2 separate regions of the Homo sapiens genome follow, and region 1 is linked to region 2. The links are chromatin contacts, found by Hi-C or POLR2A ChIA-PET in ENCODE. All regions are on one chromosome and are shown on one strand. The core of a region is the stretch at or near the end of the contact, and the rest is flanking DNA. Distances in the headings are between cores, read along the strand shown. Region 1 holds the start of DRC2 (dynein regulatory complex subunit 2). Region 2 holds the start of PRKAG1 (protein kinase AMP-activated non-catalytic subunit gamma 1).

Region 1 (6,245 bases), core at 2,633-5,132, 110 kb after region 2:
ATGATTGTGCTACTGCACTTCAGCCTGGACAACAAAGTGAGACTCTGTCTCAAAAAATAAAATAAAATAAAGCCAGGGTAATGTGTAAGATTGGCCCTAGAAAACTGGTTAAAGGGTGAGATGGCCAGACTCAGAAATCCGGGGAATGCTGAAGTTCAGAGGATGGAGAGAGGAAGATAAACTCACTGGAGTGACTGATTTATGTCCCAGAGGTAGGAAAAATGACAGAATGGTGTCATGCAAGCCAAAGGAGAATTTCAAGACCCAGGGCATGACCAAGAATGTCAGTGCCATAGAGAGGTTAGGTTAGATAAAGACTAAATGATGAAAAGTAGCCACAATTCTGAACCAGTGGCCTTTACCTGAGCAGTTTCCTAGAGAAGGGTAGAAATCAGATGCTGTGGGATACAGGGTAAAATGGAAGTGAAGAAGTAGAGATAGTGAGGATCACTAACATTTCCACATTTAATATGTGTAGTCTCATTCAGGAATGACCCTGAAGGTGGTTAATATTAACAGTGTGTGATTTACCTAAGCAAGAACTGTTATCATAAGCTGCAAGGCTGCTGTGTAGGAAGAAGTTAATTGTCTCGGGGTGAACCTGGCCAACTACTCAGCTTCCCTTAACCCATTCATGCCTGAGGTTGCAAATATTTTTTGTGAAAAATCAGATCTTGGCGATGACCTTGAACAGTACGAGATACATAACTCCCACAAACTTAGCATTCCAATAATGGAACACTAGGCAATGAACACTGCTGTTCTTATCAAGTGTTTTTTTGTTTTGTTTTGTTTTTTTTGAGACGGAGTCTCGCTCTGTCACCCAGGCTGGAGTGCAGTGGCACAATCTCTGCTCACTGCAAGCTCCACCTCCCGGGTTCACGCCATTCTCCCGCCTCAGCCTCCCGAGTAGCTGGGACTACAGGTGCCCGCCACCACGCCTGGCTAATTTTTTGTATTTTTAGTAGAGATGGGGTTTCACCATGTTAGCCAGGATGGTCTCGATCTCCTGACCTCGTGATCCGCCTGCCTCAGCCTCCCAAAGTGCTGGGATTACAGGCTTGAGCCACCGTGCCTGGCCCTCTTATCAAGTGTTTGATAACTTCCAATAAGTGTCTGAAAAAGCCTCTTAAAAATCCATAAGGTATGGGCTGGGCGCGGTGGCTAACGTCTGTAATCCCAGCACTTTGGGAGGCCGAGGCAGGTGGATCACCTAAGGTCAGGAGTTCCAGACCAGCCTGGCCAACATGGTGAAATCCCGTCTCCACTAAAAATACAAAAATTACCTGGGCTTGGTGGTGGGCGCCTGTAATCCCAGCTATTCAGGAGGTTGAGGCAGGAGAATCGCTTGAACCCAGGAGGCAGAGGTTGCAGTGAGCCGAGATCGCGCCACTGTACTCCAGCCTGGTGACAAGAGTGAAACTCCTCAGTGGCTGGGCGTGGTGGCTCATGCCTGTAATCCCAGCACTTTGGGAGACTGAGGCGGGCGGATCACCTGAGGTCGGGAGTTTAAGACCAGCCTAACCGACATGAAGAAACCCCATCTCTACTAAAAATACAAAATTAGTGGGCGTGGTGGCACATGCCTGTAATCCCAGCTACTCAGGAGGCTGAACTCGGGAGGCGGAGGTTGCAGTGAGCCAAGACTGCGCCATTGCACTCCAGCCTGGGCAACAGGAGTGAAACTCTGCCTCAAAAAAAAAAAAAAAAAATCCATAAGGTGTAACTGGTGGGGTATGTGGACTTCTAATGAATAATGGTTATTGCAAATTTGAGGACTCTTAATATTTATCTCTGGAAGCTGCCCAGGGTCTGCTGAGCTCTTTCCCCAGGGATTAGGCTATGAAAGAGAAATGTGTGTTTTCTAGAGGGGGAATACCATGTTGGCAATGTATATTTTGCTGTTACTGTGGGCTTTGTTTTGTTGAAAATGGAAAAGACTCTGGCTGGGTGCAGTGGCTCACGCCTGTAATCCCAGCACTTTGGGAGGCCAAGGCGGGTGGGTCACAAGGTCAGGAGATCGAGACCATCCTGGCCAACATGGTGAAACCCCCATCTCAACTAAAAATACAAAAATTAGCCAGGCATGGTGGCACATGCCTGTAGTCACAGCTACTCGGGAGGCTGAGGCAGAAGAATCACTTGAACCTGGGAGGCAGAGGTTGCACTGAGCCGAGATTGTGCCACTGCACTCCAGCCTGGCAACAGAGCAAGACTCCATGTCAAATAAATAAATAAATAAATAATGGAAAAGACTAAGGAGAAGGCAGTAAATGGAGGCAGAATATTAAAAGTAAGACAAAAGAAGGGGTACAGAAAATCCCTTAGAAGAAAAGATAGGATGGAATCAAGAACTCAAGAACCTCCCAAGAGCATAAGGATGGCTGATTGAATTGCTTAGAAATCCAGAACTGCTCTTACCCATGGAGATCTTCTCAACCTTATCCAGGGCCACTGAAGTTGAATCAAGAGGCCAAACAATTTAGTTGAATGGAGCACTGCAGTGGGAATCAATAAACACATGCTGGAGTCCTGGTTCTCTCACTGACTAGCTATGTGACCTTGGGCAAGTCAGTTCCCCTCTGGAACTGAGCCTTCTGACATTGAAATGAAGGTGTGGGACTCATTTCAAGTCACTGGGTGATGTCTACTGTGCCTTATGACTCTACTATTGGATAGTACTGGTTTTGGGCAATAGATGACAAGAAGAGTGGGTCCTCTAAGGGAGAGAGGGATGAAAGCCCAATATTCTATTTTTTATTTCTGTGAAAACCATTATTACCAATAGCCTGGCTTTCTCACAGCCTGTGTCTTGTGAGGGCTTTAAGATGGATTCACTAGGCTCATTCTATTAAGAGGTCAGGAAGCCATACTCAAGGTTTCCTTGGAAAGAGTGCCTACCTTGATGACATTGTCCTTACAGTCCACCACTCGTTCAAATGTTTGGCTGAGGATCTCAATGTCCTTATGAAGTTCTCTGGTCTTGACTTCCCGAAGGACAGTTCTCCACTGTGTGTTAATCTTATTAAGGTTCAGAGCACTGTTGTGTTCCTCCTTGGCCAGCTTGTCCTGTGTGAAGGAATAAATATACCTCCAGGAAGTCAGGGCCTTTCAGTACAACAAACAAGATCACTCTTAATTTATCAGCTGACACCTTACCCCTTTTCGATGGGAACGGCCTGATGGCATTTAGGGAGGGCAAGGGTGAATTTCCTTCAGGGTGGGAGCATCAGAGTAGGATGTTGTTTGTAATGACCTATCTCCAGGGAGAATATCAGCATTCCAGACAGCTGGAACAGCTGACAGGACCTACGGTCCCAGTTCTGGGATTCAGTAAAGATTGCCAAGCCGTATACCACGCACCCCCTCCGTGCTTCGCAGAGAACACCCCCGCCTCCCAAACAATGTTGCCTGAAATCTAAGTATATCTGGGTCTCAGGATTTCCGGAGGAGGGGAGGTCAGGATGAAAATGAGGTTTCCTCAGTGACAGGGCCAGGGCAGGGGGTGGATGGGGTTGAGCAGGACATAATGCAAAAGGCCATCACCTTCAAGAACTGGCTGAGGAGCCTCTCCTTCTTTTTGGCCATCTCCTCCTCTGCCAGCAACTTCTGCTGAAACAGAAGCAGCTGCTTCTCATCGGACAGGGGCGTCTTGGCCATTTTTTCTTTCTTAGGCATGGGGGCAGGGGATTGGATCCGGGAAAGAAGCCTCGGTCTGCCTCGGCCCGCGTTACAGAGCTTAGAAGAAAAATGTCCCTAGAAAGGGGACTTCCAGAAGTGCCCCTGGTTGTGGGCGGTTGTGGGACCGGAGATCTCAGCCCTCGAACAGGAGAGATCCCCGGCTATCAGTGAGGCTGAGCTCTCCCACTGTAAGACGCGTCTAGTCTCCTAGCAACGAGGATATCGCTAACATGGAGAGGCAACAGGCTAGAAGAGTCCCTGTCTTGGAGCGCCCCCTACCCAGTGGAGGACCGCGGTCGGTTTTTGAGAGGGTCCTTTTAACTCTCAAAAATCTGTCTCCTCAGTGCATTTTATTTATTTATTTATTTATTTATTTATTTATTTATTTATTTATTTTTGACATAGAGTCTCTCTCTGTCGCCTAGGATGGGCACGATCTCGGCTCACTGCAACCTCCGCCTCCCGGGTTCAAGCAATTCTCCTGTCTCAGCCTCCCCTCAGTGCACTTTTATAAACCGTCCTCAGAACCCTTGGGAAGCCCAAGATCGTCAAAAAGAGAACCAAGAAGTTTATCCGGCACCAGTCTGACCGATATGTCAAAATTAAGCGTAACCGGCGGAAACCCAGAGGTATTGACAACAGGGTTCGTGGAAGGTTCAAGGGTTAGATCTTGATGCCCAACATTGATTATGGGAGCAACAAGAAAACAAAGCACATGCTGCCCAGTGGCTTCCGGAAATTCCTGGTCCACACGTCAAGGAGCTGGAAGTGCTGCTGTTGTGCAACAAATCTTACTGTGCTGAGATCGCTCACAATGTTTCCTCCAAGAACCGCAAAGCCATCGTGGAAAAGAGCTGCCCAGCTGGCCGTCAGAGTCACCAACCCCAATCCCAGGCTGCGCAGCAAAGAAAATGAGTAGACAGCTCATGTGTATGTTTTCTGTTTAAATAAAACTGTAAAAACTGCAAACAACAACAACAACAAAAACCTTTTTTAAAAAGATAAGTGTTGGAGAGAATGTGGAGAAACGAGAACCCTCATATATTGGTGGTAGAAATGTAAAATGGTGTAGCCACTTTGGAAAACAGTTTGGCAATTTTTTAAAATGTTAAACATAAATTTACCATGTGACCCAATAATTTCACTCTTAGGGATCTGCCTAAGAGAAATGAAAGCATGTATACACACAAAAACTTGCACAGGAATTTTCTTATCTGTCTCACTCATAATAGCCCAGTTGGAAAAATTGGAGACAACCTAAATGTCCATTAACATGTGAATGAGTAGACAAAATATGCTATGTCCATACAATGGAATATTATTCAGAACAAACTATGGATACCAGCTACAATGTGGATGAACCTCAAAAAGAATATGCAGGCTGGGCGCTGTGCCTCACACCTGTAATCCCAGCACTTTGGGAGGCCGAGGCGGGAGGATCGTTTTAGCCCAAGAGATCGAGACTAGCTTGAGCAATGTGGCGAAACCCCTTCTCCACAAAAAATACAAAAGAAGTTAGCTGGGCGTGGTGGTGCGTACCTGTTGTCCCAGCTACCCCAGGAGGCTGAGGTGAGAAGATCACCTGAGCCCCAGAGGTCAAGCCATAGTCAAGCCACTGCACTCCAGTTGGGTGACAGAGCAGCCCTGTATCAAAAAGAAACAACAACAAAAACAAAACAAACAAACCCTTTTTTTTTTTTTAAGACTGGAGTCTCACTCTGTCACCCAGGCTGGAGTGCAGTGCGTGATCTCGGCTCACTGCAACCTCCACCGCCCGGGTTCAAGAAATTCTCCTGCCTCAGCCTCCCGAGTAGCTGGACTACAGGTGTCACCACCATGCCTGCCTAATTTTTGTATTTTTAGTAGAGACGGGGTTTCATCATCTTGGCCAGGTTGGTCTCAAACTCCTGACCTCAAATGATCCACCAACCTCGGCCTCCCAAAGTGCTGGGATTACAGGCGTGAGCCACCATGTTCGGCCAAAAAAACCCCTATGCTCAGTGAAATAAGCCAGACACAAGTGATTACATATTGTATGGTTCCATTTATATGAAATATCCGGAAAAGGCCAAGCTATAAAGACAGAAAGTAGATTACTTTCTTTTCTTCTCCCTTCCCTTCCCTTCCTTTCTTTCTCTCTTTCTCTCTCCCTCTCCCTCTCTCTCTCCTTTTTTGACTGAGTCTTTCTCTGTTGCCCAGGCTGGAGTGAGGTGGCACAGTCTCGGCTCACTGCAACCTGCACCTCCCAGGTTCAAGTGATTCTCCTGCCTCAGCTTCCCAAGTAGCTGGGATTACAGGCACCCGCTACCACACCCGGCTAATTTTTTGTATTTTTAGTAGAGATGGGGTTTCACCATGTTGGATCACCTAAGGTCGGGAGTTCGGGACCAGCCTGACCAACATGGAGAAACCCCATCGCTACTAAAAAGACAAAATTAGCTGGGCGTGGTGGCACATGCCTGTAATCCCAGCTACTCAGGAGGCTGAGGCAGGAGAATCGCTTGGACCCAGGAGGCGGAGGTTGCGGTGAGCTGAGATCGTGCCATTGCACTCCAGCCTGGGCA
Region 2 (6,516 bases), core at 1,656-4,155:
GGGTTGGGGCTGCCGGCTGACCCGGAGCCCCTGGAGCAGGAGGCTGGGGCAGAGGGCCCTAGGCCAAGCCCACCCTGGGCACCAGGGACAATCCTCTTCCCCACCACCGGCCCTCAGGCTGGCATCTCTGCCCCCAGCTCCAGGAGGGGCCAGACAGAAGCAGCCATTGGGCATCTCAGGTTTGAGGGGGATATGGGCCGGGAACTACCCAGAAGCATCTGGGAGGCAGCAGGGTGGGGGAAGAGGATGTGTGGCCGGGCCTCACAGCCCTGCTGCTCCCACTGACCTCTCCGGCCCAACTCACGGCTGCAAAGAGACTTGACTAAGCTTGACAATCCCAAAGGCCGGGTCCCACACCTGGCCCTGCCTGCCGGGTCCTGCCCCCACCCTCACCCCCATCCCCCTCCCTCTTGATCTGTCTCTGTTTCCCTCTTTTCCTCTGTGTTTCTGTCTCTCTATGGGTTGTGTTTCCTTGTTTTCCACTCTGACAAATGCAACATGAACGGGAAAGAGGCGCCCAGCTGCCTAGGAGGGCAAGCTGGGCAAGCCGGGCAAGGAGACCCCGCACCCACACCTACCTCATTTAAGTGTTGGATTTTTTGCTGTTTTGAAATGTGAGACCCTCTCCAAGCCCCCTACTGCCCCAACCCTCTCCCCCACCTCACTGCCCTCTTCTGAGTGGGTGGAAGGGGGGTAGGAGGAGGAAGAAAAACAACAACAAAAAATCCATCTTTGTTTTTAATTATGGGCATGGGATGGTGGTTGAGGCAAATGATGATGAAGATTGGGGATGACTGGCCCCTAGTTGCTCTAGGACTTCCTTCTCCATCTGGACATGGGGGCAGGAGGGAGCTAAACCTAGGACCAGGATATCTCCCTCCTGTTTTCCCAACCTCATCATGAGCCTGTTTGCCCTCCAGCCCCTGGACGGGTTGGGTGGGGGGTAGGGTGAGGGCTATCCCTGAGTGGCATGCCCATACCTAGTGAGGCAGGGTGTGGCCCGGAGCTCCCACTTTCCCTCAGTCACCAAACTGCTGCTGGTCTGGTGGGAAGGGGTGGTGATGTGGGGGTGGGGGAGCTTAGTGTCAGCGCGGGGAGGGTGGGGGGTATTTATCTATTTATACATGGGATTGTACATAGTCTTGTGGGGCATGGGGGAGCCGGCTGGAGGTGAGAACCCTCCCCTCTCCCCCCACCCCCCGGGGAGAGCAAATGTAAAACTACTAATTTTTGTGCTTTATATATTCTATATAAATATATCTATTTTCTTTTTACAAAACCAGTTTATAAATGGTAGGGGGGTGTGGGGCGGACACATGGAGCTCCCCTTGTGGGGGGGCCCCCTCCATTACCCGACCTACCGCCCTTTTCCTCACCCCCCACCCCACTCCCCACCCCCTGGCTGTGACTGCTGTAAGATGGGGGTATAGAGGCTGGGCAATTCCCACCCCCTGTTGTATAGTTGGACTATGTTATAACGCACAAAAGAGAGCTGACCCCAGGGGGAGCCAGAGGGTGATGGGTTCCTTGCCTCCCTTTCCTTCCCCTTTCTGCCCAAGCTTGTGCTGCAGTTGAACCTCTTCCTGGGGGTGGGAGTAGGTAAGGGGTGGGTGAGGCCCCAAACCCCTCTCTGGTAGGGAACCGTGGGGATGAAGATGAAGCTTATATGCAGTTCTCTTCTAGGGGCTGTGGGCAAAGGGCATTTTGTAATTAATATTTTCAAGAATCAGATGTCTGGAGTGTAGGGGTGGGCTTGGTGGTGGTGGACGGGCGGGCCTGCTGGAGGGGGAGCTTGGTCGCTGTTGTGATTTTAGGTTTGTTTTTGTTTTGTTTTGAATTTGGGGGGTTGTGGATTGTTGGGGGTAGGGAGATTTTTTTTTTTTAAAGCTGCTTCCTCAACTGTTTCAAGCTGCAAATGTTTAAGAGAATAACAGCCCCCACTCCCACAGGAACCGCTGTAATTAAATCAGACAGTAGGAAGACTGGGCTGCTGCCCTCAAAGCCACAGCCCTTGGATGTTCCTTTTCCGAGAGCAGAAGGTCTAGGCTACAGGGAGGGGGAGATTGGCTCCCGTGAGTCAGGCTGTGTTTGGGGCTTGGGCCCTGGGATTGGGAAAAGGGGATGGGGCAGACTTTGTAAGCATATGCTAGGTATCCGATAGTCCTGTAGAATTTAGTGAAGAAACCTTATACAGTTTTTAATTTTTATATAAACTATAACTCAGACCCAAGCTACAAGGTTGGAATTTTGGTTGGTTTTTTTTTTAAGTACCCTGCCTGTATAATTGCATCAGAATCCCCCACCCCACCCCCCGCCCCCGTGTTTGTATTTTGGGTTGGTTTACACTCGCACATACTCAGTTTTCAGTTTTCCCCTTTACAGTCTTCTCCCCTCACCTCCAGGACCCTCCCCCTTTTTAAAAAATAAATCGCTGACAAGTGTGAATCCCGTGAAGACTTTATTTTGTGTTGTGTGTATCCTGTACAGCAAGGTTGGTCCTTCGTAACAACGGATGAAATGGTTCCCTTTTTTAAAGCGCCCTCTCTCCCTCCACCCTCAGCGCCCCTGTCCTTGGCATGTTTTGTATCAGCGATCATTCTGAACTGTACATATTTATGTTGCGAGAGGCAAAGGGCAAGTTTTGGATTTTGCTTCTTCCAAGTTTGTTTTTAAACGACAAATAAAAAAAGAACATTTTAAATACAAGCGGCTCCGTCCCATGACCCTCGCCGTCAGCCGGATCCGTGCGGTCCGCGAGGACCCGGGGGAGGGCGGTTACCGAGGCCCGCCACCGCCGGAAGGGTGGGTTCCTTGCCTTCCGCCCCAGTCTGGCGACTGCCATGACGTGGGCGGAAGTGGCGTCGCCGCACCGGATGTGGGGCGGGGCCTGCCCCAAGAGAGTTTCCTAAAGCGAGGAAACCAAGCCGGGCGCCTCTTGCAATGGAGACGGTGAGGAGTGCAGGAGGGCGGTCGGGGGCGCTGTGGAGCCTAAGACACCCCCCCAACCCTTAGGAGACCGGGAGGGCCGGGCAGGGGCTGGCGCTGGTGTCTAGCAAACAAAAAGCAGCCGGGTGTCTGCCCTATCCCGTGACCCTGTTCCTCCGCTTCTTCGTTGGGCGCATCTCCTGGAACTGGGCCGCGTCCCCGCCGCCTTTCCGTACGCGGTACCCTTAGCCCAAGCAGGCAGTGACTCCTGGCTCCCTCCTTGGGGCCCACGTATGCCGTGGCAATCTCGGGCCTCCTTTCCTATTGGCACCTCAAGCCCTTTTAGAGGTTTGAGAGCGCAGGGTTGTGAGCCGGCTTTGCTGGGTGAGGCACGGGGCGTCCAGAGGGATCTCCGCTTGCAGGTAGCTCCTGGACCTCGATGGTCTTTCTGTGATCCCTGCAATCCCCGGCAGGAGGACATCTGAAGATCTTTATACTGCGTCCAGTGAAGTCACATTCCCTTAATAAGACCGAGAATTGAGGTTTGCTTGAAAGAGGAAATCTTGCAGTGTTAGAGGCCGATGTGTCCCTGGACAATTTTAGGTCATGGCCCGCTCTGCGACTCTAAGCAGGGGTTTTGGCATAGCTCATTCTTGGCGAGCAGGCATTGACCAATTGTGGCAGGGCCCTGTCACCCTCCCACAGATGCTGCGGGTTGCCTGCTACATGTTTGCACCCACCCTCACTCTCAGGAGTCTTTTTCTAGCGCTCTGTAACCCCTCCCATACACTTCCCTCTCCACAGTTTTTAACCATGTGTCTTCTTTCAGGCAGAGTAACTCTTTCCATCTTGGTTTTTATCATCTGCTACTGTAGTTACGAAAGGACTGCAGGTTCACTTTGCTTTGGATTACATGCCCAGAGTAATTCTTTGCCACACCGTTTCTCTGCTCACAGAGAGGTTGTTTCTTTCAGGTTTTCAAAAAGAAAACCGACCAAAGTACTAAAATGATTCGCAGTTGGTCTCCCAGGCAAGGGAGCCAATTCTGACTAATCAGGATAATCTTAAACAAAAATAAGGAGTCTAATTCCATTAAATTTAAAATGACATGTCATATTCTACTTACTTGTAAATGTATTATGGTTTACAAAGCATTTTTATATAGATTTTCTAATTTAGCCTTTACACTTTATGTACTGGATTAGGCTCTGGGGTAGAAGTTAAAAAGAGGAAAAAGAAAACTCAGCCAGGTGTGGTGGCTCACGCCTGTAATGCCAGTACTTTGGGAGGCCAAGGCAAGTGGATTGCTTGAGCTCAGGAGTTCAGCATCAGCCTGGGCAACATGATGAAAGCCTGTCTCGACAGAAACAAAAATACAAAAATTACCCAGGCGTGGTGGTGGTGGTGTGTGCCTGTAGTCCCAGCTACTCGGGAGGCTCAGGTGGGAGGATCGCTTGATCCAAAGAGGTGGAGGCTGGAGTGAGCTGAGATCATGCCACTGCACTCCAGTCTGAGTGACACAGTGAGATCCTGTCTCCAAAAAAAAAGAAAAGAAAGAAAACTCCTGCTTTGAAAATGTTCAGCCTAACTGGAGTGATGGTGAGGGCAAGCCAGCAACAGCTGTTATTTAAAGGTAGACTATAATAAATGCTGTCATCAATATGAAAACAGAGGACTGTGACAGAATAGCTGAGAGAAAAATTACTTTGGACCTAGGAGAGGGCACTGCAAATTGAGAGAACAGTGTGAGCAAGGGCACTGAAATTGGGGTATGTAGAGAACTGGGGGTGAGCCAGCGGCATGATGTTGCTGGCTTTGGATTTTGGTCACAGTGGGAGAAAAGACTGGAAAAGCAGGCTAAGATCAGGTTGAAGGTATTACACACCATGCTAAATTTGAACTTTGTTTTGTAATAGGGGACCCATGGAAGATTTATGAGCAAGTCAGTGAATGTCCTTTAGGAATGTTCATAGCAGCTTTCTGTACATGGACTGAGCTACTTCGAAAAGTAAAGTTTCTTGTTAATGGGGATGAAAGTCCCTTCCAAATCTGAGATGCTTTGGTGAACAAACTTGGTGAAAGCATGAAAGATAAATTGAAGAACAGATAGATTTGGGCCAAGGACCCCAGTTTAAACAACGTTGCAGAGGTGAGAGGTAAAAGCCTAAATTAAGGCTGTGATATTGGCAATGAGAGAGATGGATCTGAGACATTTCTAACATACCAGCTTAGCTGATAAGTGTTAAGAAGACAGCTGTGCAAAACAAAAAAACAAGATGGGAACCACAGCGAGAATAATAGGATTGGAGGGACAAATGTTTTGTTTCGTATTCAAGCATTTGAGGAGTCTCTGTGACATCTATGGTTGTCAAACAAATAATTGGAAATGTAGATCAGAAGTTTGGAAGAAATTGCGAGTCTATTTGTCAGATGTAGACTGTGTCTCTGTAATATTTTGTACTTGCGTGGTACAGTGGTACTTTCTCAGGTCCCTTATGTTATTAAAAGTAGAAAGGAGGCCAGGAGCAGTGGCTCTTGCCTGTAATCCCAGAATTTTGGGAGGCCAAGGTGGCCGGATCGCTTGAGCCCAGGAGCTCAAGACTAGCCTGGTCAACATAGCGAGACCCCATCTCTACAAAAAAATACAAAAAGTAGCTGGGCCTGGTGGTATGTTCCTGTAGTCCCAGCAGCCCGGGAGGCAGAAGTCGGAGAAGCTGGGGAAGTTGAAGATGCAGTGATCTGTGATCATGCCGCTGCACTCCAGCCTGAATGACAGAGTGACACCCTGTCTCAAAAAAAAAAAAAAAGGTAGAAAGGAGTAGATGTAATTACATAATCCCCCCTCTGATATGGTGAAACAGGCAGAAAGTTAAAAGTCACGGCCAGGCTCGGTGGCGCATACCTGTAATCCCAGCACTTTGGGAGGCCGAGGCGGGTGGATCACGAGGTCAGGAGTTTAAGACCAGCCTGGCCAACATAGTGAAACCCCGTCTCTACTAAAAATACAAAAAAAAACTTAGCTGGGCGTGGTGGCAGGCATCTGTAGTCCCAGCTACTTGGGAGGCTGAGGCAGGAGAATCGCTTGAACCCCGGAGGCGGAGATTACAGTGAGCCAAGATCGCATCACTGCACTCCAGCCTGGGAGACACAGCGAGACTCTGCCCACCCGCCCAAAAAAAAAGTCACATATGCAGTTGTGTTTGACTCTCTTATGTTGGTATCTGTATCTCTAGTTAGCTCTATGTTTCTTTCCTCCCTCTGTAACTTAGTCTTGGGCATATCTGTTCATATCAGTGTGCATCATTCTTTGAGAATTAAAAAACAAAACAACTGTGAATTATATGCAAAACCCTGTGCTTGGTGGTATGGGAGATACAAAGTATAAGATAGTTCTAGGTTTCCAGGAATTTATAATCTGTTTGGATAGATAATGAACAAAATAACTGTAGCACAGTACAGTATATATCATATGATGGGTAAATTCTACAGAAGTAGCTGTTTTTGTGCCTTTGTGTAGATCTTTGTGAGACTCTGATATATCATGTGTCTATCTTTATCACAGCCCTCTCTCCCACTTATAAGTGATGAGGC

Evidence for each region. Hi-C counts contacts between places; a loop is a spot of excess contacts on that map. ChIA-PET counts read pairs that join two places held with the same protein, here RNA polymerase II (POLR2A). Pooled maps may share reads with other maps.
Region 1: a map of naive thymus-derived CD4-positive, alpha-beta T cell shows a loop between it and region 2 (9-fold over the local background). The contact joins the promoter of DRC2 here to the promoter of PRKAG1 in region 2. A Hi-C loop is called at or near these places in 1 of 168 maps with a recorded cell type or tissue (naive thymus-derived CD4-positive, alpha-beta T cell) and 7 of 50 pooled maps. POLR2A ChIA-PET finds 5 or more read pairs at or near these places in 7 of 52 experiments (A673, BJ, GM10248 and 4 more).

The regions. Positions count from the first base shown.
Region 1 is chr12:48,901,770-48,908,014 of GRCh38, reverse strand. It overlaps DRC2 (dynein regulatory complex subunit 2), which reads right to left and starts at 3,882. Exons shown (of 8, transcript NM_033124.5): 1 at 3,547-3,882; 2 at 2,902-3,069. The coding sequence starts at 3,678. It also overlaps the pseudogene RPL32P27. RefSeq lists a silencer at 3,876-3,925.
Region 2 is chr12:49,015,165-49,021,680 of GRCh38, reverse strand. PRKAG1 (protein kinase AMP-activated non-catalytic subunit gamma 1) reads left to right here and starts at 2,905. Exons shown (of 12, transcript NM_002733.5): 1 at 2,905-2,949. The coding sequence starts at 2,941. It overlaps KMT2D (lysine methyltransferase 2D), which reads left to right. Exons shown (of 55, transcript NM_003482.4): 55 at 1-2,703. It overlaps DDN-AS1 (DDN and PRKAG1 antisense RNA 1), which reads right to left. Exons shown (of 2, transcript NR_147179.1): 2 at 2,441-3,445. RefSeq lists enhancers at 2,502-2,701, 3,274-3,864.